7 separate regions of the Homo sapiens genome follow, and regions 2, 3, 4, 5, 6 and 7 are each linked to region 1. A link is a contact called in ENCODE Hi-C data. All regions are on one chromosome and are shown on one strand. The core of a region is the stretch at or near the end of the contact, and the rest is flanking DNA. Distances in the headings are between cores, read along the strand shown.

Region 1 (4,071 bases), core at 532-3,031:
TGATGGTATACTATTACAGAAATCTTAAAAAAAAATTTTTAAACAAAAACATGGATGATATGTTTACTATAAGAACGTTCATAATGTAAAATTAAATACGGCAAATTATACCAATGTTTCAGCAGCTTATCTGCATTGTGAAAATCAAGCATAGAAAACTGAAATTGAAATATACAAAAATCTTATCAAAAGTCATTACTGGGGAACACATTTTGGGATAAGAGAGATGTTTTACTTGTGTCAGAACCTGAAAGAAAATATTTACGTGTGTGTATACACACATTCACACAGTAAACCTGAGGAAGAAGAACGAAAATCTTTAATAGAAACCTTATCATTTTCTTCGTTTTGTTTTTTCCTTTTTCTTTTCTCCTTTTCTTTTCTTTTTTTTTTTTTTTTGAGGCAGGGTCTCACTCTGTTGCCCAGGCTGGAGTGCAGTGCTCAATCATAGTTCACTGCAGCCTAGAACTCCCGGGGTCACGTGATCGTCCCACCTCAGCCTCCCGAGTAGCTGAGACTACAGGCGTGTGTTACCACACCCAGTTAATATTTGTATTTTTTGGAGAGACAGGCTATGTTGTTCAGGCTGATCTCCAACTTCTAGGCTCGAGCAATTCGCCCACTTTGGCCTCCCAAATGCTGGGAATATAGGCGTGAGCCACCGCGCCAGGCCACCTTACCATTTTAGATTTGATTAATCTTTGATCTTCCCCAAAGCTTTCCTATTTACCAGGATGAGAGAAAGGAGAGATGTGAGAAGTCAAATGAGATTTGTAAACCAGTCCTTGCAGAGAAACTTAAAAGGGACTGAGAGGGAATGTACCGTTGGACCTGAACACACACACCAATCAGGATGCCCTGGCTGCCAAGGCTTCAGCCTTCACAAGCTTCTCCACGACTGTCACATCTAGACCTCCCTAACATGGTCACACCCCCTTAGATTAATCCAAAAACCTGGACCACACACCTAGGTTCACATGAACCCGGGCTCCTCCTCACTGAGTCGCATATTAAATCCTGATTACAGCCTGGAGCGAAGGCTCACGCCCGTAATCCCAGCACTTTGGGAGGCCAAGGTGAGAGGATCGTTTGAGGCCAGGAGTTGGAGACCAGCCTGGGCAACATAGTGAGACCCCCGTCTCTGCAATAAACAGATAGATTAGATAGATAAATTAGATAGATAGATAGATAGATAGATAGATTAGATTAGACAGATTAGATAGATAGATAGATAGATAGATAGCGTGGTGGCGCTCACCTGTAGTCCCAGCTACTCGGGAAAGCTGAGGTGGGAAAATCACCTGAGCCCCGGGAGATGGAGGCTGCAGTGAGCCACGATTGCGCCACTGCACTCAAGCCTGTGTGACAGAGCGAGACCCTGTCTCAAAAATAAAAAATAAAACCCCGAATCCGAAGCAGACACAGTTTTCCTTGACAAAAACCACTCCTCACTCCAGTCCTCAATCACCGAGCCCTACAGAGTGACCCGCAAAGGCACCAAACCCTGATCACGGACTTCCAAGTGTTGCTCTGGACAGACTCTGACCACCGACCACTGGGATCCCTCAGGGCTGACTCCGGAGACGCCCCAACCCCAATACCCCGACTCCCACTTGCTCCCGCTTCCCCCACAAACTCCACGGCTCCGCACTAAACGGACGCCCACAGACACCCTCCTCCCCTCATCCTGACAGACAGACCCACACACAGACCTGATTTTGCGGGGAACCCACCGAGACTTCCCAGAACCTGCACTTTCCTGAATTATTCCACTTCTGGGCCCTCCCCCAGCCTCCAAGCCGGCCTACGGCGGCCGAGGAAGGTCTGAAGTTGCAGGTGTACGGAGCACGGACGACTGGGAGGTAGTAAGTTCGCGTCCTCTCGTCACGGATACTGGAGGCAGCCATCTTTGAATCCTGCACGTACGGAAGGTAAAGTGGACCTTTTCTGCCCAAGTATTCAGGGATAGCGCGGGACGGTGAAGAACTCCATATTTTGGCACCTAAATCCTGCGCCCAAGTTTCATTTATTTTCAGAGGGTCGAGCTTAGCCAAGACAAACATGGTATGGCTACGTGCACCTTAGCGGGCTGGGGAGAAAAGTCATCCGCTTTGCACAAAGAATGACGGGAATGACACAATGGGCGCGGCCATCTTAACACTTAGGTGTCCGTACAAGTGAAAACGCTTTCTCCACAGAGGAAAAAGAGCAATCGCACCCTGAGTCATATACCGCGAAAACGCATCTAGCTACATGTGGAGGACAAGAGGAAGATTTTTGAGGACCAAAAGGGTGTGGAGAGGCAATCGAGGTACGAGGATATTGTTCACCCCGTCAACGGAAAGTGAAAAAACAGCGACCCCTGGAACCTCATTTACATTTGAGGGACACGGTCACCGCCCAGTGCAGGTAAAGAGAGCAGCCACCAGCCAACCGGAAAAGGAATCCAATGCGGGAGGCGGGAATTTTCCTTAAGAGAGAAGAAGGGCCTTCCCTCTGCTGTAGGTGGAGTCAATCTTAACGTCGGGGCTTTCGGAGAACCAAGTGCCTAAAATTCTGGAAGGAATAAATAAGGCGACTCTGGGAGAATGAAAAGTTGTGCAAGCCCGGGCGCGATGGCGCACACGTGTAGTCCCAGCTACTGGGGAGACCAAGGCAGGAAGATCGCTTGAGCCCAGGAGTTCCAGGCTGCAGTGAGCTATGATCGCACCTATCAATAGCCACTGCACTACACAGCCTTGGCAACCCCTTCATGAGGAAAAAAAGAAAAAAGAAAAAAAAAAGTTGTGCAAGAAAAGTAATCATAGGATACTACCTGACTGACCTATAAATATTATTTACATAGTCATCATAACGTAAATTCTAATTCTGATCCAACCTAAATTAAGACAATTCCATTGGAAGAATGAGAAGGAAATTCCTGCATGCAGTGGAGTGTTTATATTTATAACAGAGTTTTCACGTGTCCTTCATGATACATCTATAGAAAATGCCCCAAAATGCAAACTCCATTTCAGAAACATACCGTGTTACTTAAAATATCAAATCTGTGAAGAGTGAAAAGCTTTACAGAACTATATGACTCCTTAGGAGAATTGCAAAATAAAAGCAAGAATCTTATGACTCAGGAATTCCACTCCTAGATACTTATACAACAGTAATGAAATGATATGTCCTCACAAAGACTCACAAGAATGTTCTTAGCACCTTTATGCATAATACCCTGAACAGGAAACAGTCCAAGTGTCCATCAGTACATGAATGTATAAGCAAATTGCAGTGTAATCATACCCTGGAATACTACTGAACAATAATAAAAAACAAATCATAGATGCATGCACCAACATAGATAAATCTCAACAACCTTATGAAGGGGGCCAGCCTCTCCACACCTGTGGGTATTTCTCATCTGGTGGGATGAGAGACTGAGAAAAGAAATAAGACACACTGACAAAGTATAGAGAAAGAACAGTGGGCCCAGGGGACCAGCACTCAGCATACGAAGGACTCCTGCCAGCACTGGTCTCTGAGTTTCCTCAGTATTCATTGATCACTATCTCTACCATCTCGGTGAGGGGGATGTGGCAGGACTATAGGGTAATGGTGGGGAGAGGGTCAGCAGGAAAATATGTGAACAAAGTTCTCTGTGTCATAAATAAGGAAAGGTGCTGTGCCTTGATGTGCACGTAGGCCAGATTTATGTTTGACTTTACACAAGCATCTCAGTGTAGTATAGAGCAGTATTGCTGCCAGCATGTCTCACCTCCAGCCATAAGGCAGTTTTCTCCTATCTCAGTAAATAGAATGTACAATTGGGTTTTAAACTGAGACATTCCATTCCCAGGGATGAGCAGGAGACAGATGCCCTCTTCTTATCTTAACTGCAAAGAGGCCTTCCTCTTTTACTAATCTTCCTAGGCACAGACTCTTTATGGGTGTTGTGTTGGGGGATAGTCAGGTCTTTCCCTTCCCATGAGTCCATATCTCAGGCTGTCTCAGCAGGGAGAAACTTTGGACAATACCCAGGCTTTCTTGGGCAGAGGTCCTTGTGGCCTTCTGCAATGCATTGTG
Region 2 (4,071 bases), core at 527-3,026, 6.2 Mb before region 1:
TTTTAACCAGATACTGTTGGACTTTTCTCCATATGATCTTTAAGTTGTTTTATTCTGTGAGCTGGGGGCGGGGGGAGTCTTTGAATTGGAATTGCTATACTTTTGTTTAGTAGTTTTGTGAAGATTTTTTTTTTTTTTTTGAGACCGAGTACTAGGATTGCAGGCATGAGCCACTGTGCCCAGCCAATTTTTATATTTTTAGAGATGGGGTTTCACCATGTTGGCCAGGCTCATCTTGAACTCCTGACCTCAGGTGATCCCCCCAGCCCGGCTTCCCAAAGAGTTGGAATTACAGGCATGAGCCACTGTGCCTGGTCTGATACGGCCTTCATGGAGAAATTAAAAAAATACTTTCCATTCAGGAATAATATGTCAGTGTGTTCTGAACTTAACTTCAGGTCTGTTAATGAGGTTTTTGTATTTTCTTCATGAAGATCCTTTATTGCTTTTGCTAATTGATTTCCAAGTTGCTCCAACCATCACTATTGTGAGTGACAATTTAATCACTATTATGGCTTAGAATTTTTTTTCTAATTTTCATTTCAAAATTGTGAAGTATTTCAACCTGCGGAGAGGTTCGGAGAGTAATAGAATAATCTATAAATAATAAAGATGACACCCATGTATCATCGAGATTTTACCTGTGTTAACATGTAGTCAGATTTTCAGGTTTTGATTTGTTTTTTCCTATCAAGCATCACAGGTGTAACTGAGGTCTCCTTTGTCTCCTCCCCAACTCTTTCCCCTCAGTTGCCACTTTCTTGAGGTTGGACAATCTATCTGGTCCATGTTATTGTTACTTTACTACTTATGTATCAATCTCTGTATAACATATAGATTTTGTGTCTTTTATTTCCAGGTAAGTTGTATCATGTGGATAAGTGCACAGTTTACTTTTCGAACTGTTTTTGGAGAACTGTCTATCTTGTATATAAGTTAGTCCTTTTTTTTTTTTTTTTTTTTGAGACGAAGTCTCCCTCTTGTCCCCCAGGCTGGAGTGTGATGGTACGATCTCAGCTCACTGCAACCTCCGCCTCCCAGGTTCAAGTGATTCTCTTGCCTCAGCCTCCCGAGGAGCTGGGATTACAGGCGCCTGCCACCACGCCTAGCTAATTTTTGTATTTTTAGTGGAGACGGGGTTTCACCATGTTGGCCAGGCTGGTCTCAAACTCCTGACCTTAGGTGAGCCCAGTCCGTTTGTTTTAACCACCCCCTATTGCTCCGTTGCACATACCACAGTTTCTCTCTTCCCTGTCAGTAAATATTTAGGCTTCCCCATGCTAAAGTTTAAGAGAACCACTGAAAGAATGAAAATGTGTAGTTTTCATTTTCAACCGGCTATTGTTACTACAGAGGAAAGTTACTGGCTTTGTTTACATTTCTTAGATCTAGTCATTTTAACAAATTAGGCCTCCCAAAATGCTGGGATTACAGGCGTGAGCCACGCACCCAGTAAATAATTATATTGCCAATGAATAATGAGTGTACTTATTCTGAATTTTAACATTATTATCTCAAAAAAAGATTATAGATAAAGAAATATTTTAGGAAATTATGCAGTAAATAAAAGGAAGGCTCTATAACAAAAGAATGATAGCATCGGGTTAAAAATCAGAGGAGACCATAGGAGAAAGTAAATGCCTGCGCGTCCGCCCCGAGGCAAGTCCACGCCAGGGTAATGAATAACCCGGTACCCGCGGCCGCCCCAGCGTTGGGCGGGGGAAGCTCGGGGACTCCGCGCACGCGCACATCCTTGTCCCGGCAGCCGCGCAAGCGCAATCGCCCGGAACATGGCTGCCGCCGGCCGCCAACCGTAAGTGCCGACGCATCCCTGAGCCCTGCGCTGCCTCCGTTTCCTGCGGAGGGAAGTCTTGGCGGGTGGAGGTCCGCCGGGTCCTTGTGGGGCGGCGAGGGGCGCGTCCGCGGGTGGGTTTCACCTGGGTGGTGGGCATGTCGGGCCCGCTAGGGCGAGGGTCTGGCCAGGGGCGTAGTTCTCCTGGTGGGTGGGGACGCTCCGTGGCGATTGGGGTCACTCCTCTGAGGACGAGGTCGCTCCGGGGCTGGTCTGGACGCCCCCGCTCTTTCCTTAGCGTCACCCGTGAGTTCCGCGCTCGCATCTCTAGCCCGCCCTCCCATAGAGACTGTTTTGCCACGCCTGCTGGGTGTCCTGGTCCGTCTCCGGGGGTAACCCCCGAGTCTGCAGCTTTTCTGTCAGGTGTGAGGGGCAGTGTAGGCTTGGGTCGGCCTCCGGCTGAATTGGCGGCCGTGAGCCAGTGGGCTGAGCCGCTTCCCCTTGAGTCTCGAAGGTGTTAGATCACCTGTGTGTTTTTCCATTTGATATTTGCAAAATCATGTTTTACTGCAATTCTCAGTGAGGGCCGCATTTTTGCACGTGTTTAGTGACCATTTTGCTGTCTTTTCCCTTGGTTTAGTGGCATATTTCCTTTGTGCAGTCTTCCAGTCTCAATATTTTATGACATAAAATGTTGGTTTAGATAGAGAAGCTGAAAGACTTGTGCAGTGAACGACCCGGTTAACGTCTGCTGAACTTACTGTATCCCTTATCTTTCCTTCTGTCCATCCTTTCAGCCATTCATTAATCCACCTATTTTTGGAAACATTTCAAAGTAAGTTGCAGATATCACAACACTTCTCCCTCAAACACCTCACTATGCTTACCATGAATTAGAGTTCAGTAGTGCTTTTTTAAATTTTTTGAGCCAAAATTGACTTTCAGTGAAATGCACAGATATTCCCTGTACCATTGATGAATTTTGACAAATGCAACCTAAACCTTTATTAAAATTACCATCAGCCTGAAAAGGTCCTTTATTTTTTGCCAAGTTAAAAAATTTGGCTATAGGAACTTGGGCTTGTTGAAGTACGTTTTGAATACCCAGTTTTTGTCTGTTTTTTCTTTTTTCCCACAGCAAGTGACTTTCCTCCATTCTACTGCTTGTTTACCTCTCTCTTCACCCAACTTTTCATTTTGAAAAGTTCCGCATTTGCATAGAAGTTGCAGGAATAGTTTAACACTTCTAAAACCATCCAGATTCTAAAATTATTAACACTTTTTGCCACATTAGCTTTATCTTTATCTTCTCCCTGCCTGAGACACATGCATAGGTGTTACCAGAAAGGGGGTCCCGAGCTATAACCCAACAGAGGGTTCTTATATCTTGGGAAAGAAAATTCAGGGCGAGTCCATAGAGTAAAGTGAAAGCAAGCTTATTAAGAAAGTAAAGGAATAAAAAAATGGCTACTCCATAGATAGAGCAGCCCCAAGAACTGCTGGTCGCCCATTTTTATGGTTATTTCTTGATTATATGCTAAACAAGGGGTGGATTATTCATGCCTACCATTTTTAGGCCATATAGGGTAACTTCCTGATGTTTCCATGACATTTGTAAACTGTCATGGTGCTAGTGGGAGCAGGACCAGAGGTCACTCTCGTTGCCATCTTGGTTTTGGTGGGTTTTAGCCACCTTTACTGCAAGCTGTTTTATCAACAAGGTCTTTATGACCTGTATCTTGTGCAAATCTCCTGTGTTATCCTATGACCTAGAATGCCTTAACTGTCTGGAAATGCAGCCCAGTAGGTTTCAGCCTTATTTTACCCAGTCCCCATTTAAGATGGAGGTTTGCTTTGGTTCAAACGCCTCTGACATAGGGTTTTCTTTTTATATTTTACACACACTTGTACACACAGCAGGTGTTGCAGAGGCAGGTGTGATACAGACATATATTTACATACACTTAGTTTTTTTGGCTGAGTTACTGGAAGTATGTTATAGATATCATACCTCACTCTGAAATACTTCAGCCAGGATCTCATAAGAAAAGTAACGTTCTTATTTTTTAATTTTGTATTTTTTATAGAGATGAGATCTCACTATGTTGCCCAGACTGTTCTTGAACTCCTGGTCTTAAGCAGTCCTCCTGCCTTGGCCTCCCAAAGTGGTGGGATTACAGGTGTGAGCCACCACACCCAGCCAAAAAGAACATTTGAACATTTAAACAAAACTAGTGTTATTATCACACCCAAGTATACTTTTTTTTTTTCAAAAAACT
Region 3 (4,071 bases), core at 1,104-3,603, 6.1 Mb before region 1:
TACTGCACTGGGGAGTAAGTTTCAACATGAATTTTGGAGAGGATAAAAACATTCAAATCATAGCAGGGGTGTTTTTCTTCATCTGGTTTCCTGACACCTTTAGGTCAAAGGTATCTCTCTCATTTGAGTTCCCTCTCAAAAGTGAACAGAGCTACCTCATCTCTCTTTAGAATATGAATTCTAGTCTTATTTTATATGAACATTGAGGTTTGTGTAGCAGGTATTTGGTGATTGCATATCTTAAAACTTGGCTTCTGTACTGTATGAGACTATCAGTTACGATACGAAGAAAATAAAAAGAGAGTAATACAATTGAGAATTAGGGAGATGAGTCACAGCTGGCTGTTACCAGGATGTGACATCTGTGCTGTGATCTGGATGAAAAAAAGAAAACCCTGGGGCTGTACAAGGAAGAAGATTCCAGGAAGAGGAAACAATACGTACAAAGGCCCTGAAGCAGGAATGGACTTACCCTGTTTGAGGAGTGGCTGGGGTCCAGAAATGGGCAGGAATGACAGGAGATGAGCTTGAGGGACTGAGGTGGGGTGTGGGATAGGACAGAGGCCAGTCCTGCTGAGTTTTCTAAGCTGTGAGCTGGAATTTGGATTTTACTTTAATTACTTGGGAAGCCAGTGCAGAATGTGAGGCAAGGACCTGATGTGAGATCCTAAAAGTGCCCTTGGCTGCCTGCTGGAGGATGAGCTGTAGGGGGCTGGAGTGGAAGTGGAGAGACACTCTCTTCTTACTTCTGTCACTCTTCCTTCTCCAGCCTCTCTTTCTCTGCTTGATCCTGAGATGGAAATTGTGGCTGTACCATCCATAGATTGCTTTCCTCTCAGTGCCCACTCTGACTGGGTTCACCTTCCTGCCAGCTGGGGCCTGTCCCAACACCTTGCCCCTTCCACCTTACCTCTCTCATGGTCCTCTCCCTCGAATTCAGCCTGTCCTACTTGAAATTTTCCTCTCCCTTGAATTCAGCCTGTCCTACTTGAACTTTTCCTCTCCCTCTGAAAGGGCTACTCCCCTTTGCCCACCCACAGTGAGTGCCAACACCACCCAACAACAAAAGCCCAACCCACAGGCCAGCTTTTTAAAATGATCCTCCATTACTAGTGGAAATATCTTCAAAATCTCTCTTGCCCACTGCTCACTCAAGTCTAGCTTCCTAAATGGCCATGCTTTCTTTGGTATCACCACCTACAGTCCCTCAGTCCCTTTTTTTGAGACAGAGTCTTGCCCTGCTGCCCAGGCTGGAGTGCAATGGCTTGATCTCGGCTTACTGTAGCCTCCGCTTCCCGGGTTCAAGCGATTCTCCTGCCTCAGCCTCCCAAGTAGCTGGGTACAGGTGCCCTCCACCAAGCCCGGCTAATTTTTGGTATTTTTAGTAGAGACGAGGTTTTATCATGTTGCCCAGACTGGTCTCGGAACTCCTGACCTCAGGCGATCCACCTGCCTTGGCCTCCCAAAGTGCTGGGATTACAGCTGTGAGCCACCGCGCCCGGCCCGTTTTTGTTTGTTTTAATGCCGGGTCTTGCTCTGTTGCCCAGGCTGAAGTGCAGTGGTGCGATCATAGCTCACTGCAACCTTGACCTCCCAGGCTCAAGCAATCCTTCCACCGCAACCTCCTAAGTAGCGGGGACTACAGGCGCGCGCCATCACACCGGGCTAATTTTTGTATTTTTTTTGTAGAGATGTGGTCTCGCTATGTTGCCCAGGGTGGTGTCGAACTCCTGAACTCAACTGATCCTCCCGCCACAGCTTCCCGAAGTGCTGGGACTACAGGAATGAGCCACCGCTCCCGAACCGCTCCATGCATATCGATAGAGGAAAACTCACAGGGTGCGTCGCTGGTAACCCATGCTCCCATAAAGCCTGGCCTCTGGAAAGAGACTTGGGAACGAGCCCTGACGTTCTCAGCCGTCGAGCTTCACAGAGAAGGGTAGCTCGAATTAGGTTCCTTATCTTAAAGAGAATAACAGCAGTCACTTTCTCACAATCTTGCGAACGCCAAATGGAAGGATCCCTCGAGAGCGCTGAGAACTCGCCGAGCTCCTCCCGGGAAACCCGGTACCACGAGGCGCCATTTTGCGGATGGGCAAACCGAGGCCCGCGGGGCCGCGACTTACCCAGGCCTTTTTGCAGTGGGAGGCGACGGTGGAGGAGGGTGGTCTGGGACCGGGACAACAAAGTCCATCCTGCCGCCGGCTTCGACGCAGGTGCCAGAAAGGTCCCAACCCCGCCCAGGCAGGGCGAGGCGGCGCGGCCCAGGAACCTGTCATGGCGGCGCCGCTGCCCGACGCCGGAAGTGCCCGCCTGGAACTACAGCTCCCAGCAGACCCCGCGGCGCGCTCCGGTCGACGCCGGGGAAGCAGCCGCCATTGTCCGCGGCTGAGGTGAGGCCTTTGCTCAGGCTGTGGGGCCGCCGTAGCTGCGGGGCTTGGGGGGTCAGGAGAGCCGGCTGGGAGAGGCGGCGTCAGGGTGGGTCCTGCGCCTGCCCTTTCCGCGCCGGCTTTGCGCCGTCGTTGCCGTCGGTTCTCCAGCCAGCAGCCTGCCTCCGGCCTCCCGCCTCCGGGCGTTCTTCGTTTTCTGGTCGGACGGGCCTGGGTGAACTCTGCTGCACGTCGGCTCCGCGGGCCTTTGTCCCCGAGGCCGCGCCGGGAGCTCCCAAGCGCACTCCTGGGCCGGACCTCGGCGCGGGACAAAAGCCAAACGCCCCAGGCGGGCAGACCCCGATCCTGCTGCGCCGCCTTCAAGGGGGACCGCCGGCCGCGAGCCAGGTGAGGCCGGGACGAGCTTTTGCAGCGTCGCGGCCGCGTCGGTCTTGAGGAGGAAATTTGGGTCGGGAGCTCTGGAAGCAGGTGATAAGGATGCTTCTGAGGCCATTGATGGGACGAATAACCCCGTTCGTTCCCCAGCCGTCGTTTCTCCCCCTGCCAGTTCACACAAAGCACTGTGAAGGACGTCAGACCTGGGTTGGAAACAGCTCCGGGTTCCCTTAAACATGCAGTGACGGCGGCGGTCACTGTCAAGTTGCAAATAATGGTGCAAAGTACGGTTTGCATTCTGCGTTTTCGCGCTGATTCCGGTGCTCCTGAGGCCCACTGTGTGTTCTAGTGCTTTATACACATACCCAGGAATCCATTCGAGAGGTTGCTGACTTGTACAAAGATCTGGAACCTGAGGAGTTAGGGGTCTGGGCGCCAGGCCCATCTCTAAGTCCTCCACACACACACAAGCTTAGGCTTAGTAAATCTTGGAGGTGAATTTTTTTTGGAGGTGGGATTAAATTTGCATAACATAATGTTCACTTTAAGCACTTAAAAGTGTGCAATTCACCGGTTTTATTGTATATTAATAAAGTTGTGCAATCATCCCCATTATCTAATTTTAGAACATTTCATCACCCCACAAAGAAACCCTTGTTCCCCTTAAGCAGTCACTCCCCATTTCATTTTTCCCCCAGCTCTAGGCAACCACTAATATATGAGGATTGCAAGTTGATTTTACAATAATTGTCAGATTAATCCAAAAGTTCCATCTGTGTTGTGACTGGCTGTCTCTTGGGAATAGCTGACAAATTTGTACCCTCTCATTCAGGATCATGCTCTTTTTTCCAGCTTATGCAAATTACCTTTCATTTCTCTCCAGGAATTGTGTTACTTTTTTGACATGTAAATTCTCTTTTCTTACGATGCTCCTTACAAGTTTTTTTGTTGCTTCGGTGGATGGATTCCCTTCTTTGTTCCCACTTGGTCTTCTGTGAGAAAGGACTAGTTTTGTCTTTTTTCACTTTTGTCACTAGGTTGGGATTTGCTGTGTTCCTGGGCAGGTGCCTGGTCAATCAGTCCTCGGGATGGCAGCCATCAACCCGTGGGCCTCCTGGGGTGAGTCCAAGTTGTGTTTCTCCTGGGCCTCCCCTATCATTAGCTGCTGCAGTCATGGGTCAGAGCTGGTGATGGGCTGAGGACTTTTGAGGATGGAAGGGGGTCTGTCTATCTTGGTACAAAATTAGAACTGATTGGTGGTAAAGGAGGAAAATTGTTGGCATAAAAGACACTAACTTTTATGTTT
Region 4 (4,071 bases), core at 399-2,898, 5.7 Mb before region 1:
AAACATGGGAGTGCAGATCTCTATTAGATATACTGATTTCTTTTCTGGGTGGTGTAAACTGTATCATATGGTAATTCTATTTTTACTTCTGTGGGGAACCTCCAAACTGTTCCCCATAGTGGCTTTACTAATTTACACTCCCACCAACAGCGTATGAAGTTTCCCTTTCCTCTCTGTCCTGGCCAGCATTCATTATTCCCTGTCTTTTGCATAAAAGTCATTTTAACTAGAGTGAGATGATATCTCATTGTAGTTTTGATTTGCATTTTTATAGTGATCAATGATGTTAAGCATGTTTTCATCTACCTGCTTGCCATTTATCTGTCTTTTAAAATTTTTAGTTTTATGAGTACATAGTATGTATGTATATTTATGGGATACGTGAGATATTGTGATACAGGCATACAATGTGTAATAATCATATCAGGGTACACAAGCATTTATCATTTCTTTGTGTTACAAACATTCTAGTTATAATACTCTTTTAGTTGTTTTTAATGTACAATAAATTACTGTTGACTGTAGTCTCTCTACTGTGCTATCAAATACTAGATCTTATTCATTCTACCCTGTCTTAAGGAGGCCTTGGTAGCCATGCTGAGGTTATGGGGTGCTGCTTCCAAAACCAAAAGTATTATGGGCAGCTGGTATGAAGGATCATAGGCTTATGGTCTGTGAGATCCTGTATGTTTAAGAAAGCCCAGTCTTATTGCCAGTAATTACTGTTTTAATGGTGTATAGCATGAGGCTGAAAGAGACAGTTTCCTGCATTGGAAGCTTTTACTCAACAAATGGCCGTTGTATGTGGTTCAGAGATTCCAAGAGGCATGAGAAGTGTAAACCAAAAATAAAATTCCCAGCCCCCCAACCATCTGAATGCATCCTTCCTCTTGGCCAAGGGCATTCCAAAGTTAATCTGAAAAACTAGTTCAGGACGTGATGGGAAGTGAGGGTCAGACTTGCCCTCCTCCCCTTGGAATTCAGGCACAACTGACCAGCATTAACATTAAAACAGAGATTTTAAGACTTCTTGTAGCAATAAGACAGTGAATTCCAGCCTGATTGTAGTATAGCATTACATGACAGATAGCAGGCCCTGAAAGGAATTGAAGTATTTTACTCTAAACTTTATTTATTTGACATATTTTGAAGAGGCCCTGCAAAGGTGTGTCTTGTGGAATCTGCATTTTGCTGAGAATCCCCTTTCCTCTCCAGGGTTTTTTTATTTTCATGGTCCAGGAAAGAATTAAGAGTCTGGCACCTTTCAAAGTCTGATAGGAAACATTTACAATCTATTCCCTCTGAAGCCTGCTGCGTGAAAGCTTCATCTGCTTAATAAGAACCTTGGTCTCTACAACCTCTTATCTTAACCCAGACACTCCCTTCAGTGGGTATGGGACTGCGGAAATCGGCCAGCGGCCCCTTTAAGGAGCAGCAAGTCCCTGTCTCGCTCTTGGTGTCGCGCCTTTTCCTAGCGCCCTCCGCGGGCCGCTTAGCCCTTGTTCCGGGTGAATCTCAGGGAGGGCACCGGAACCCTGGGCTTCTGAGAACTACATTACCCATAATGCCGAGCGCCAAGCTGCAAAGACGCGGAGCCAATCAACGTTCAGGAACGGACCTGTCTCCGTTTGTTGCATACGGTAAGGCGGGACTTCCGGCACCGCTCCGAGATGGTAATTTTGGTGGTTCTCTACCTCGGCCCACGCCGCCTGAGTTAGAAACGCTGCCTCCGGCACAGAGCGGGGGTCGCCCCGCTGCGCATCAGCCGGTGGGTCGCTGGCGCTGGTGGCAGCCGTGCCTGGGTTCCCGCCCCGGGTCGCCCGCCGCTCCCGGCCCCGCTCCGCTCACAATCCGATGGCGGCGGCCGTGCTTAGGGATTCGACTTCGGTGAGTGCTGCGTCTCCCGGGCCTCACCTGCCCTCTCCGCCGGAAATCCAACACCCTGCATGAGGGGCGCCTGCTTGCGTCCCTGCAGCCCGACCCTAGAGTCCAGGACTATGAGGCCCTCGCGGGTGGGGCTCCCATTTACAAGCCTGGTGTCGTGGGCTGTGGAGGGTGTGGCAGGCGGAGGGGCCGGTTTCTGTGAATCTTGCTGGGACGATTGAGCCAGTAACGTTCACGCCCGAATGGTAAAATGAGGCTCTTTCTTTTCAAGACGCTGAGAGCCATGGGTGGTTGTGAACAGACGAGGCACATGGTCTGAGTTAGACTTTTCAAATTTTTTCTAAAGTTACTCAGAGTTGGAACAGCCTGGAAGGGGGATAACACCGAGGCACAGGGAAGTTGAGTCCTTGTGCAAGGTCCCACAGCAGGTAAGAGTCACACGGAACTGAGGAGCAATAATAATTTAGTCATCACCAAGTCACCTGGCTCCAGGGCTGCGCAGGGAAACAAGGAGGCATCAGCCCATGGAGCTTCCACCATAGTTACCTGCCTCTCATAGCCTTCCTCTTCCCGCAGGTTCCCGTGACTGCAGAAGCTAAACTTATGGGCTTTACACAGGTGAGTGGAGAGTGTTTCGGGCCCTCACTGATGCTGACCCCAGTGTTTGTCTCTGAGATTGTGTTCTGGGACTCTTCTCTTGGCACTCTTTGGGTCCTTGGTTCTAGGAATCCTGAACAAACATCAGTCCCAGGGTCATACATCCAGGCTGGAAGCTGGTATAGAATGGTTCCTATTGCTGGGAACCAGTAAAGTAAGGTGTGGAACGTTGTCTCAGGCTTAGATACCAGATGAGCAAGTGCTTGAAGGTCAGGCTGAGCTGGTTTAGGAAACTACAGCTGTTTTCTTTCTCATGGGAACTGAAAGCTGGGATGCAGGAATCAGACAAAAAATGGCTGTCAGTTGTCGGGTGTTTCTTCTGGAGTGTGTGATGAGCAATGACAGTTTGGGGGCAGAGGAGGTATGTGATCTGATCCAGGTCTCATCAGGTTCCCTGTGTGTGGCCAAGCTGAGAGAACAGGCTGAGTGTGAGGTATGAGATAGGAAGATAGTGAAGAAGGCTGCTGCAGTAGTCCAGGTGAGTGTTACTGGTGGCTGGACTTGTGTGGTGGCTGTGGAGGTGGTAGTTGGATTTTAGATCAGTTTTTTTAAGTAGGGAAGCCTGGATTTTGAGATAGAAAAGTAGGATTTAGGGGTAAAAGCAAGGTGTTTGGGTTTAGCAGCTGGAAATATGGAAGCTCCACTAGCGAGGATTGTAAAGTTGGTAGTAGAGTCAGTTATCTCTAGAGATAATCAGAAATTTTGATATGGACCATCTTTATTTTTAAAATTTTTTAATAAAAATCATCTGAACATGGCCCAATGGGACATCTTTTAGAGTCTGAGATGTTTCAAAGAACAGTTAGTTTAGACATGAAGTGGATAGTTTATCCTACAGGACTAGAACTGTGTTGAGGGATTCAGGATAGAGACATTTAAAAGGTGGTGGCCACTACTTGCCTAGGGGTATAGCTTGGGACACAATTAGGAGGTGGAATCGTGATCACTTTGGTAATGCTATTACCAGCCCAGGGAAGGAAGGTTGGGGGTCACTACTGGCTCTCCTGCTTGGGGACATGGTTGGTCATGGTGGGAATCACAAAGACAGGTATGGGAGAGAGGTGGCTATGGTAGGGTGTGAGAGCAAGGATGATCTGGCAAGTGGCCAAGGATCTAGGAGAAGAGTGGGCATGAGATCAATGCTTGGAAGTAATTGAGACAAGATGACACTGAGACCAGAACTAGTGCTTACTCAGCACTCTGGATATATCTACCAGGGTTTTGTGGCAACCCTTGAGGTGTCAGGAATTTCAGGGAGGTGGATAAGTTGAGGGGCACAGGTGGTCATCTGGGAGTTATTGGGCCTGAGGTGTGGGGGTCCCCTGGGGCAGACTTTGAATGAGGGTTAGCAGGAGAGGAAGGCTGTGACTTAAGAGAGGACATCAAGTGCAGCGCTAGTGCAAGAGGGCCATCGGTGTCAGATCCCCAGGTATTTCTGGGTGACTGAGGATGTAGAAAGGGACAGAGTCAGGCAGGGAGGCCTTCAGAGCAGGGTCTCTGAAGGGCTGCCTTTGGCAGTGGGGACCATTC
Region 5 (4,071 bases), core at 743-3,242, 5.6 Mb before region 1:
TATTACAGGTATGTAGTCTAGGAAGAAACATAGTATATATAGGTTGGGTACTATCTGCAGTTTCAAGCCTCCGCTGGGGTTCTTGAAAGGTATCCTCTGAGGATAAGGGGGAACTACTGTTCAGACATTCATTGTTCAACTACTAAATGGTATAGCCTATTGCTCCTAGGCTACAAACCTGTACAGCAAGTTACTATACTAAATACTGTCAGCAACTGTAACACAGTGATAATTATTTGTGCATTTAAACATTTATAAACTTAGAAAATGCAGTTTGCCTCCTGATCAGAAAGAAAGAAAATGAAAAGGTACAGTAAAAATATGGTATCATAATCTTATGGGACCACCGTCACTGATGTGGTCAACACTGTTGTTATGCGGTCCATGACTTATCACAAGACACTTTTCACTGAGGAAATTACAACGATTTTAGGAATTCTGTGCCAGGAAAGCATGACAAAAAACAAACATTTATTTTTTATTAGAGCACAGAGTTATAGTGACATTTTATTCGGTTAACTAATTGCTTGCATAAATTTAATTTGTTAAATCTATACAGTCTAAACTTGTATTTTCCTGGGAGAGCTGCTCTTGCTGGGCTTGGGCTTCTCTGCTAGTCTGGCTGACCTTTCTCTGGCTCCACATAGAGTGAACAGTTCGCCAAGTCTTCTGAATGGTGACTCTACACAGTGTCCCACCCTCAAATCCATCCTATGCAGTGTGTATTCCTTACACATTCCCTTTGGAAGTACCCCCGGAACCCCATGGCCCTCCTATCTGCAGGCAGCTTCGCCAAGGCCGACCCACACTTTCCCAGCCTCCAGCCTCAGCCCTCCCTCTCTTCATCTCAAAGTAAAACCTTAAGATTTCCCGTCTAAATTTAAGGCTTGGCTTGAGTCTACGCCCCAGCCTGTCTCCATTTACACATCACTGAGTCAGTCCCCTCCCATGAATTTTCTACTTATGATTCCAACTGCCCATGTAACAACTTCACTCTGTGGCAATTTAGAAACACCACGTCCAAAATTCAACTCCTACTATTTCCCTGAAACCTGCTCCCTCACCAGATTTCTTTGTCAACTCTTCCAGATGTTCAGGTAAAAGAAAAACTTGGGATCATACTTCACTCCCACTTTTGCTCATAGGCACAAATGATGGAGCAGAAAATCCTGCTGGCTTTACCTTTAAGATCTACCAAGATTCTTATTACTTAGGTCCCTTCAGCAACCCGTCTGGTCCAGAATCCACCATAATCCTCCTGGAGCCTACTACAGCAGTCTCCTCACCAGTATCCCTGCGTCCACCCCCATCACTCCGTAACAGTCTGTTTTCTCCACTCATTGCCTTTGAAATATTTTTTCAGACCCTCACTCAGATCGTGTTCTCCTTTAGTTCACAACCCTCCATGGCTCCCAAAGACTCAGAATTAAAAACCCCGGTTGCTCAGGCTGCCATGGCAGCCGTGCCTTCTTCTCCTCATTCTCTCTGCTCCCTGCAGACACAGGTCCGCCCCCAAGTTTCCGAATGCTCGCGACCCCGGCGCACCTCCCAGGCTCTGCGCGTGCAGCCCCCACGGTACGCAACGCTCTCCCTTCTTCACCTCACCGCCCGTCAGCTCTGAGGACCCCACCCAGAACTCCTCGCTGTCCTGGAGAAGAGGCCTGAACTGCAGAGACCCACGCAGGTGACCCCAGTCCGGGGCCTCAGGACCCAGGTGAGGATCCGAGGACTCCGCTCTCACCTGCGGCGTAATCACTAGCGCTGCCTCGGCCATGGGACTTTAGGCGGGGCGGGGCCTGGAAAGGCGGGCGGTAAAGCCCGGGATCCGGCGTGCGTGCGGTGGCAAATCGCTGGGCGACGCTCAGACCGAGACCAGGCAAGCTCCTCTGCGGGCGGACACCACCTCCACCGGTTTCCGGCTCCAGTTACCTGGCCCGGACCCAGCGAGCCGGAAACGCCCAGCCCGCGGACGCGCTCGCAGGCAGCAAAAACGACCACCACCGGAAAGACGCCGGAAGATTCTGGCGTATTGCGCACTTACGGAGGTGCCCCTTTCCTGGGCAATGATTGGTCTAAGGCCCCGGCACGCTCGGCGCACAGTATTCTGGGTGGTGTAGTTCCTACCACGCCGCAGTCCGCCGCGCTGTGAGGACTCAATCCAAGAAAGAGAGGACAAAGGAAAAAACCCATCAAACTAGGGTCAGCAAAGCCTATTACATACACAGGATAAAAGAATACGATTTGATCTTCATTTCTCAACACAAAAGTTGACATATATTGCATACAATACATTAAAAATGTTGACAATTGAGAATTGACGCGACCCTTAATTTTTTTCTTTTTTTTAATGTAGAAACTATAACCAAAAATAAAATTCAAAGGCCTCCCAACTATCTGAATGGACCCCCTCCTCTCAGCATTATAGAGTTAACCTGAAAATCTAGTTCAGGCCATTATGGAAGAAGGGGTTGGACATGCCTCATTCTACCCCTACAGCAATAACATCAGCATAGACCTTAAGTCTGATAAGAAACATTTACAATCTATTTCTCTGAAACTTGCTACCTGCAGGCTTCATCTGTATGATAAAACCTGGGTCTCCAACCAAGGTGATCACTAACAGTGGGGTCAGCATCCCCTTATCCCACACGTTTGTGTTTATTCTGTTTTTTTGCCCTCAAGTGTTAGTGACTTAAATTACATAATGTATCTATTATCATAAGTGGAACTGAAATGAGATTGCAGAAACATTATATCTTCTTTTTCTTTTCTTTTTTTCCTTTTTTTTTTTTGACAGAGTCTCACTCTGTCGCCCAGACTGGAGTACAGTGGTGCAATCTCTGCTCACTGTAACCTCCACCTCCCAGGTTCAAGCGATTCTCCTGCCTCAGCCTCCCGAGTAGCCGGGACTACAGGCATGCGCCACCACCCCCGGATAATTTTTGTATTTTTAGTAGAGACAGGGTTTCACCATGTTGGCCAGGCTGGTCTAGAACCGGCCTCAAGTGATTCGCCTGCCTTAAAGTGCTGGGATTACAAGCATGAGCCACCATGCCTGGCTTTTTTCCCCCATATTTAGCAATTAGCTTTTGTTGCTATCCATTGTCTTCATTTCTCTTTAGTTTTTAATTGTTTATAATTTTGACATTTTATAATTACTTAAGAAAGGTTAGAAAAATTACCATTTAGATTGGAGTCATATTAAATAAGACACCTATATTGTAAAAATATCTTTATGAATGTAATCTTTGGCTATAGTGTTGTAACCGAGCGAGTTATAGAGAAATGCCACACTCTGAGACTAATTCTGGAGTCCTTTTATTGCCAGCGACCGAGAGACAGCTAGAGCTCAAAATTCTTGGCCCCGAAGAAGGGGCTAGATTTCTTTTTATACCTTGATCTAAATAGGGGAGGGGGAGTTTAGCTGAAGCAATTTTTACAGAAGCAGAACAGGCAAAAAGTTAAAAGATAAATGGTTACACAAACATTTACAGGAAAATAAACAGTTCCAGGTGCAGGGGCTTAATTATCACAAAGTGATAAACGCAGGGGCTTTGGGTACCATTAACTGAGTGCGTTCCTAGGAGCTGCTGGTACAGCGTGCCTCAGTGTCTATCAGTAAGTGCATTCCTGGATGTGCTTGGAGTCAGCTTGCACTAGTTATGTCCTTAAGGGAGGGGGATAAGGGGGCTGCAAGTGAAGAAACAAAAATGGAGTCTGTTTGGCTCTCTCAGCTGAGAGAGACAATCAGGTTAAAACAAGGTAGGGCATCACAATCGTTTGTCTCCACTATTATTTATTTCTGATCCTTTTATTTTTTTATTATTTTTTTTTTTTGAGATGGAGTTTCGCCCTTGTTGCCCAGGCTGGAGTGCAATGGCACGATCTCGGCTCACTGCAACCTCCACCTCCCAGGTTCAAGCGATTCTCCTGCCTCAGCCTCCCTAGTAGCTGGGATTACAGGCATGTGCCACCACGCCCAGCTAATTTTGTATTTTTAGTAGAGACGGGATTTCTCCATGCTGGTCAGGCTGGTCTCGAACTCCCGACCTCAGGTGATCGGCCCACCTC
Region 6 (4,071 bases), core at 612-3,111, 5.5 Mb before region 1:
ATCATTAATCATCAGACAAATTCAAATTAAAACCACAGTATCTCCTTACACCAGTCAGAATGGCTATCATTTAAATGTCAAAAAACAACTGATGTTGCCCAGGATATGGAGAAGAGAAAAAGGTTACACACTGTTGGTGAGAATGTAAATAAGTACAACCTCAATGGAAAACAGTATGAAGATTTTTCAAATAACTGAAAATAGAACTGCCATTAAATCCACCAATTCCACTACTGGGCATCTACCCAAAGGAAAATAAATCATTACATTAAAAAAAACATGTATTTTTATCACAGCACTATTCACAATAGCAAAGATAGGGAATTAACCAATTATCCATCAATGTATGACTGGGTAAAGAAAATGTGGCATATATATACACAAGGTAATACCACTAGGCCACAAAAAAAAAAAAAAGCATGAAACTATGTCTTTTACAGCAATGTGGATGGAACTGGAGGCCATTATTAAATGAAACAACTCAGAAACAGAAAGTCAAATACCAAATGTTCTCACTTACAAGTGGAAGCTGAATAATGTGTACACATGGACAAAGAGTGTGGAATGACAAACATTGGAGACTCCAAACAGGTAGAAGGATGAGACGAAGATGAGTGATGAAAAATTACTTAATGGATACAATGTACATTATTCAGGCGATGGATACATTAAAAGCCCAGACTTGACCACTATGCAAATATATCCATATAACAAAACTGCACTTGACTCCTTAAATTTATGCAAACAAACAAACAAAAAAAACCCGAGACCGACCTACTCAATCTGATCCTCAGACCATTCTCTGGCCCAGTCCAAGCCCTCCATCCGTCTGGTATCGCCAACCCAATCCCCTTCCTCAGACTCCACACCTTTATGTCCACCTGTCTGTGTGACATATCCATCTTGAGACATTTGAGAATCACCATGTCCAAAATCCAACCTGTGATCTTCTCCCGGAAATCTGCTCTTTATGCTGACTTCCCCAACTCCATTCTTCCAAACGTTCAAACAGAAAACAAAAAACAAAACAAACACTTGAAACGGTTCTTCACTGCCTTTGTTCAGACATAACTGAAGCACCAGGAAAACCTACGGGCCCTATCTTTCAGGCCTATGAAGAATCTCATCACATCTCCCTCTACTGTCACTGGTCCAGCCCCAACCATAATTCTCCTGGGTCTACTGCAGTGGCCTCAGGGCCTTTTCGCGTCTCCCTGTGTCCATTCCTAACCTGGTTTTCCTAACTTGAAACTTCGAACTCTGGACCTGCCCCCTCCAACTGTCCCTCCCTTGACAACCTTCCATGGTTACTGGCTGCTCAGGTTGCCATTCCAAGCGAGAATTCACAAAACCCTCTCTTTCCCGCAGAAACAACACACACCCCTGACGCCCCAACACAGCCCACTCGGCAGCGCCTCCATGCTCTGAACCTGAGGTCCCTAACGGGAGCTCTGAGGCTGCATCAAATCGGCTGATACGGGGACCCCACACAGGAACGCCCCTCTCTTCGGGACAAGGGGCCTGACCTGCAGGGCCCCTTCAGGGGGCTTCAGCACTGGGAGGACCGGTCGGGCGGGGGAGCCTGGGACGGGACACCCACCTCAGTCAGGTTCATCAGCAAGGCCTCCGCCAGCCCAGCCAGGGAAGAGCGGGGCGGGAGCGACAAAGGCAAGACAAGGACGCCACTGTCCCCAGCGCTTGTCAGTTGACTCACTCCCGCCTCTCCGTGGTGGGAACCGAGCCGCTTCTCGCGCTTTTCCGTTCCGTCACTTCGGTGACGTCAGACAGAGCCATAGGCCGAAGTTGGTGAAACACCACACAGAACCAAAACGACCACCACCAGGAGGACGGCGGAAGTCCCGCCCTCCGACGGTGCGCACGCACGCAAACGTCCCCTTCTAAGCCTTTATTGGGTAAGTCGTGCCGCCGAGAGCTGCAGTGTCTTCTGGGTTATGAAGTTTCGACACCGCTTCCGGACTTGTCTTAGAGCGTTGATCAGTCCTTATATGGCAGATAAAGGCCCAGTGGCACTGTCAGGGGAGCTGGGAAACGGAGTCCCCGACTCCAAAGACAGGAGGGGGCTTGGCTTGCTCTTAAAGGCAACATACGGTATTTTTTTGGATTGTAGTATAGGATATTTACAGAAATGTTAGCAACTTATTACTTAAGACTCTATTAAGCACAGCTAATTCCCAATAACTACAGGTCCAAAGAGACACCCCATACCATAAAGGCAGTCTGCCTCTACTCATGCCTGCCAGCCATATTATTGCTTTTCAAATACACATACAGTTACGCTTTGGCGTCTGTTTAGTAAGCTTCAATATGTTTGGTCCAGAAGAAGAAAGAAAGACTACGCAGTTAGGGCTATGGACTGGAATTTGTAGGAAGGATGACAGGAGACGCTGAAGTAGGTTGAAAGGGTGAAGCTATGCCTCTGGATCAAAGAGAATACATCTTACCTGACTGTAGAGTCAGCGATTGTGTTCCTACGAAGGGTGCAACGCTTTTATTCTAATAATACTTACTACTTCATATCTGAGATATTTTCCATTTATTTTAAGAATCACAATCCTATCTGAAAATGAGAGTGACGACCAAAATGAGTGATTGAGGCATAAGTCACAAATCATGGAGGATTACTGGACCAGCCTAAGGGCACATCCAGAAAAATGTAAGTCACAGAAGCATCTGTGGCTGGTTTTTCCAAAGAGGTTCTTAGGAGGTTTAGTATTTATTATACATTTTCCTTAAAAAGGAAGAGGGGTTGGCAGTGAGACAAATGATTACAGACATGTGAAACTTTAGTTAGTGCCCAGTAAATCTACATTTTACATAAGATAGAGTAAACACGTGAGGGGAAAAGGGAATAAAGAAGATGTCTCAGAGAAGGATGAAGGAATGAATAATCTCATCTTCTCTCTGTTCTGTACCTTGGAAGATAAGCTAGTAGTCTTCTGAAAAGGTTGATTTCTATTTAGCCCTTAGGGAAGAAAACCTAATGATTGTAGTGTGGTAGGGGATATAATGAGGTGTGTCTGATTTCCCGTTCCTCTATAGTGGTGAATTCAGCTTCCAAAGTTATTCTAGGGTTCTCATGGTCAAGAGGGCATCCATTCAGTCAGTTAGGGGGTGCTTAGAATTTTATTTTTATTTCTCAAGAGCAGCTGATACATGCCATTTCTGGACAACATTGTCTACCGTTTTCATAGTTGAAGCATATGCACATCTTATCCTCAAAAAAGGTGTGGAATTCCATGATGTTATCTTCTTCCTCAGAAGTGATTTAAAATTTCACCTGTGTTTACAACTGTATTTGCACAGGGAGTCGAAATGTGAAAAACACTTGTGAAATAAAAAAATTACCGAAATCTATTAGTAATTATGTAGGTTATTCCAAAAGAAAAAAAACCAGAAGCCCTAGAGAAATCGATCTGTAATGTGAGAAAAAGATAAGATCTCAATGTTTGAGTGAGAGACAGCAAATTCTGAGAAGTCAGAGAATGAAGTTGAACCTGTGGCTCTGCTGGACACTTGGACACACTATGCTTTTGTTTCCAAAATGTAATTTTTTTACACACTTGAAAACATTGCTCATTAACTGCTTAGAGGGGTAAGTACAGATGATAAACTGAAAGACTTGCCACAGATAAAAATGAATAGAGAAGCTGTGTGATAATGTGTATTTACTTCTCTAGTAAATGTTCAATGAGCACATATGTATTGGGTTTCAGATCAATGATAGGTGCATGGGACACACTGGGAATAGGTTTCCCAGCTGCTATGTGTATACAGGACTGTTCTATGTTTTCTTAGATTCTGTATTTGTCTGTTTGATATTCATTAATCACAGGGTCAAACTAATAGAACCAAAGTTGTTTACTTTTTTTCTTGCAAGCCACTTACTCAAGTGCATGAAACTCATATAAAACCCCCCAACCACAAACACTAAAATGTGTTTTTCCTTCCTGCCCATCGACGGTATCTCTACCTCATCATTCTCTGCCACTTTAGTTATAAAGACATACTTCCAGTTACTCTGTTTTCTCTTTCTGCTTTCCAGTCTCTGTA
Region 7 (4,071 bases), core at 512-3,011, 5.4 Mb before region 1:
ACAGAACCCTTCCCCAGAACTAAAAACCTGTGTGTTTTCCTGAGGCCTCAACTAAGATGACAACTGAGACCTCTTAACCTAAACATGACCAAAGCCTAACTCCTGATATAACCACTAAAAATCATACCTGCTGCCAACTTCTCTATCTCAGTTGATGGCATTTTCATAATTTTACCAGCTACAGCAAAAACAAACCAACCTTAGGGTCATCCACGACTCTCCTCTCTTTCACCTTTCGCATCAAAAAATCCAATCACCCTACTTTAAAAAACAGAAAATTTACCAACTTCTCTCACCTCCACAGCCACACCTCTAGACCAGACACCATCAACACTACTGCAGTAGCTGCTCCCTCATGCTCACAGTCTGTTCTCAACCTGAAAGCCAGAGAGAGCATGTTAAAATCTGAGTCAGATCATCTCCCTCCTCTGCTCCAAATCTCCCACGACTTTTACCACACTCAAGACACCTCGGCCAGCCATTCCTGCCTAACTCCTTCCTCTGATACCTGTTTCCAACAAAGGTAATTAAGACCTGAGATTCCCTGAGCGCTCCAAACTCAATCCTACAAGCATTTGAGCGTACCTGTTCCTAGGTCTGATATACTTTTGCAGTACTCATCCCATTGGTCGCCAGGTGGGGACTTCTCCACATAACTCCATACAACTCATGGCCTGGATTCAGGACACTAAACTAGAAATGACCTCCATTCACTGCCCCCTGTCTCAAGTGAAGACAGTCATGTGAAGAATCCCAGGATATCATCACTATGTCTCATCAGAGAATCTGGTCAGCCTTCCTTATAAAATACATACAAAACCCAAAACCCATACATTCTCTAACCTCTGCTGCCACCACTCTGGCCCAGACCATCAACGCTCACCTGGACTATTTCAGTAGACTTCATCTTGATCTCCCCGTCTACCCTATAATCCCTAGTCTACCCACTCTGCAGCCAGAGGGAGCCTTTTAAGAACTGCGTCAGAGGACCTCCCTTCTCTGTACCAAACCTTGCATGACTCCCAGCACCCTCAGAAGAGAGGACCAGCTCCTCGGGCGGCCATTCCAGGCCTACCTCTGACCCCCTAGTCCCTGTTCTCACCAGGCACAGAGAGTTCCCGGAACTCCCCAAACTCATTCTCCTCTCCATGCATGCATTTGTACGAACTGCCCCTGCGCCTTCGAGTCCGTTCCACACCTTATGCCACTGATGAGGGGAGCGGAACCCCTCCACATAATGCGACGGAGTGAGCACCCTGAAGTGCGCGATGAGAGCGAACATCCCAGGACACACCAACCAGGCCGGGGTGCGCTTGAGGGATGCCCCCACTCACCTGAACCCGGTCCATCAGCACCGCCGCTGCCATGAGAAGCGGATGAACAGTCTGTGCCCTGTGGGCTCAGCCGAAACCCCACGCCTCCACCGCGCTGGACGCCCTCGGGCTGAGTGTAGCACTCCAAGTCTCAATCTACCCGGTGTAAAAACGCTCACAAGACTAAGGCGGCTGCTTCTGGGGGAGACAAGGACAAGAGGACGTGTGTGGAGGCCTCGGTAAGAGCCCAGCCCCGGCAGACACCTCCGCGAGAGGCCGCCCGTCCCACGACAGGGGTCATGGATTGTAACAAAAGCGCGAAGGAAGGTCCTGCAGTCTTCACTGTCTTTCTTTGCTAGGTTCCACGAGAGCCGCGTAGAAAGCCGACCCGATCTCTAGAACTCAGCCTTCACAACCAGAATGCACGGACCGGGCATAGGAAAAATACGTCACGACGGCGACGCCAGAAGTCTCGCCCCTGCAGCCCAGAGCAGCAGGAAACGCCCAGTTTCTGGGCTGTCATTGGCTGCACGCCGGCTAACAATGAGCTGGGCACAGATTTCTGGGTAACGTAGTTTGTACCCTGCATCCAACCAGGCAACGAGCGCCTTTCGGGTTCTCCCGGATGTCTGCCAAGAGGCGTCGTGCAGGGAGGGGGAGAAAAGACTGGGAAAACGATATCTCGGAGGCCACAGCTGCTTTTAAAGGGTATGCACCCTGATTTCCATGGCCACCTGGGACAATGCCACGCCACTGAAGTCGCCAGCAAGGGACCCATTCTTCAATCCTGCTTCTGAGGCCCTGGGAAACCTGCTTCACCTCTCTCAGATTTGGGGATTGAAACGTATTAATAAATTGAACGTTGTCTGTATTTCGTTTGTGGGCCTTTTTGTAAAACATTGAATGTCCTTCTAATTTTTCTAACATATAAAGAAAAGAGATGTAATTAGCTACCTTTCTGCTGGCTGTACAGGAAGCATGGTGCCCGTATCTGCTTCTGGTGAGGCCACAGGGAACTTTTATTCATGGCGAAAAGTGAAGGAGGAACTTACATGTAACATGACGAAAACATGAGCCTCTTCTAATTCATTGCTTCCCAATTTGATATGTAGTTTTACAGCATCAGCTTCACTATGAACTTAAAAAACCTGTGAATTCTTGGACCCAACCTATACCTTCTGATAAACTCTGGGGATGGGACCCTAGCTGAAGTTCAAGAACTGGAGGTCTTTTAAAGTCATTAGCCAAAAACAAAACAAAACAAAAACAAACAAAAAAAAATCAGTAAGATGAAAAACACTACAACCAACCTCATTAGGAATATGGGAAGTGAGGTAAAAAGTACTTAACACCAGGCCTGGCACATCGTGCTAAATACATACAAGCTGTTATCAGTCTTCCTCAACACAAGGTTCTCACATACACTGCTTTAGGAAGATAAATCAAAGATCCACCTTTTCAGGATCAGTGTGATTTTGAAAAAAAAAGAAAAAAGTACAATTATTCCCTCACTCATCAAATAGCATCATAGATAATAGTTATAATTTTTTTTTGAGACAGAGTTTCACTCTTGTTGCCCAGGCTTAAGTGCAATGGCACGATCTCAGCTCACTGCAACCTCTCCCTCCCAGGTTCAAGCGATTCTCCTGCCTCGGCCTCCCGAGTAGCTGGGATTACAAGCATCCGCCACCATGCCCGGCTAATTTTGTATTTTTAGTAGAGATGGGGTTTCTCCGTGTTGGTCAGGCTGGTCTCGAACTCCTGACCTCAGGTGATCCAACTGCCTCAGTCTTCCAAAGTGCTGGGATTACAGGTGGGAGCCCCTAATGGTTATAATTTTTGCACAAAAGCACACCAATATATCAATAGACTCATTTAATTGAAAAAAATCACATGCAAGAGGGTTTCATAAACTACAGGTAGGTCTATCGTCCAGAAGACACATTCTTATAGGCTGTATGATTCAAAACACAGAACTATCAAGACTAATTGCTCTTCATAATTTTTAACTCCACTGTCCACTTAAGAGTCACTGTAGTTAAAATTTTATAACCTGGTTTATTTTATGAGATGACATAGAAATAATTCATATCTTTGAGAAAAAATATATATACACACATACACACAGCATTTATATATATATACACATGTAGTTTATATACACACATACATAATTATATATATGTATAATATAAATTATCTGTCTCCACTCAAAGCCAATATAAATTTAGGTGTCAGGAACACATGGAATAACATACGGAGTCAGTTACAGATATAACTGCCAGCAGATTTCTATGCACGACAAATGCACTGGCTAAGAAAAACTGAAATAAGACTATTTGAAGCCCAAAATGAGAAATTTAATGGATAAAAATAACTGGCATAAAATAACACTTTTAAGATCCTTCTTAAGGTTGAAGGAAAGTGATCCCAGGTGATGGTCTGTGATGATAGAAGAAATGAGGATCTGAGAGAGGAGTGCATCTATGGATTAATGAGACCACTCATTATCTGTATAAAATATTAATACTGTTGGGCGCGGTGGCTCACGCCTGTAATCTCAGCACTTTGGGAGGCCAAGGCAGGCGGATCACGAGCTCAGGAGTTCGAGACCAGCCTGTCCAACATGGTGAAACCCTGTTTCTACTAAAAATACAAAAATTAGCCAGGCGTGGTGGTGGGCGCCTGTAATCCCAGCTACTCAGAAGGCTGAGGCAGGAGAATCACTTGAACCCGGGAAGCGGAGGTTGCAGTGAGC

Evidence for each region. Hi-C counts contacts between places; a loop is a spot of excess contacts on that map. Pooled maps may share reads with other maps.
Region 2: a pooled map shows a loop between it and region 1 (6-fold over the local background). The contact joins the promoter of ZNF329 here to the promoter of ZNF613 in region 1. A Hi-C loop is called at or near these places in 2 of 50 pooled maps.
Region 3: a loop to region 1 is called in a pooled map, with 6 times the contacts of the local background. The contact joins the promoter of ZNF606 here to the promoter of ZNF613 in region 1. A Hi-C loop is called at or near these places in 2 of 50 pooled maps.
Region 4: a pooled map shows a loop between it and region 1 (10-fold over the local background). The contact joins the promoter of ZNF416 here to the promoter of ZNF613 in region 1. A Hi-C loop is called at or near these places in 4 of 50 pooled maps.
Region 5: a pooled map shows a loop between it and region 1 (11-fold over the local background). The contact joins the promoter of ZNF549 here to the promoter of ZNF613 in region 1. A Hi-C loop is called at or near these places in 2 of 50 pooled maps.
Region 6: a loop to region 1 is called in a pooled map, with 13 times the contacts of the local background. The contact joins the promoter of ZNF548 here to the promoter of ZNF613 in region 1. A Hi-C loop is called at or near these places in 2 of 50 pooled maps.
Region 7: a pooled map shows a loop between it and region 1 (8-fold over the local background). The contact joins the promoter of ZNF304 here to the promoter of ZNF613 in region 1. A Hi-C loop is called at or near these places in 6 of 50 pooled maps.

The regions. Positions count from the first base shown.
Region 1 is chr19:51,925,182-51,929,252 of GRCh38, reverse strand. ZNF613 (zinc finger protein 613) reads right to left here and starts at 1,781. Exons shown (of 6, transcript NM_001031721.4): 1 at 1,713-1,781. RefSeq lists enhancers at 1,843-2,142, 1,998-2,761.
Region 2 is chr19:58,148,494-58,152,564 of GRCh38, reverse strand. It overlaps ZNF329 (zinc finger protein 329), which reads left to right and starts at 1,776. Exons shown (of 4, transcript NM_024620.4): 1 at 1,776-1,813. RefSeq lists an enhancer at 1,640-1,699.
Region 3 is chr19:58,001,102-58,005,172 of GRCh38, reverse strand. ZNF606 (zinc finger protein 606) reads left to right here and starts at 2,353. Exons shown (of 7, transcript NM_001348022.3): 1 at 2,353-2,777; 2 at 3,803-3,884. The coding sequence starts at 3,854. ZNF606-AS1 (ZNF606 antisense RNA 1) reads right to left here and starts at 2,279. Exons shown (of 4, transcript NR_036508.1): 1 at 2,127-2,279; 2 at 1,837-1,962; 3 at 473-790. RefSeq lists an enhancer at 2,002-2,421.
Region 4 is chr19:57,576,488-57,580,558 of GRCh38, reverse strand. It overlaps ZNF416 (zinc finger protein 416), which reads left to right and starts at 1,648. Exons shown (of 4, transcript NM_017879.3): 1 at 1,648-1,887; 2 at 2,461-2,502. The coding sequence starts at 1,855. RefSeq lists a silencer at 1,739-1,958.
Region 5 is chr19:57,525,277-57,529,347 of GRCh38, reverse strand. It overlaps ZNF549 (zinc finger protein 549), which reads right to left and starts at 1,992. Exons shown (of 4, transcript NM_001199295.2): 1 at 1,742-1,992. The coding sequence starts at 1,774.
Region 6 is chr19:57,387,644-57,391,714 of GRCh38, reverse strand. ZNF548 (zinc finger protein 548) reads right to left here and starts at 1,861. Exons shown (of 4, transcript NM_001172773.2): 1 at 1,601-1,861. The coding sequence starts at 1,615. RefSeq lists enhancers at 1,604-2,083, 2,224-2,303.
Region 7 is chr19:57,348,961-57,353,031 of GRCh38, reverse strand. It overlaps ZNF304 (zinc finger protein 304), which reads right to left and starts at 1,761. Exons shown (of 3, transcript NM_020657.4): 1 at 1,335-1,761. The coding sequence starts at 1,367. RefSeq lists enhancers at 1,459-1,528, 867-1,725, 1,679-1,768, 1,726-2,585.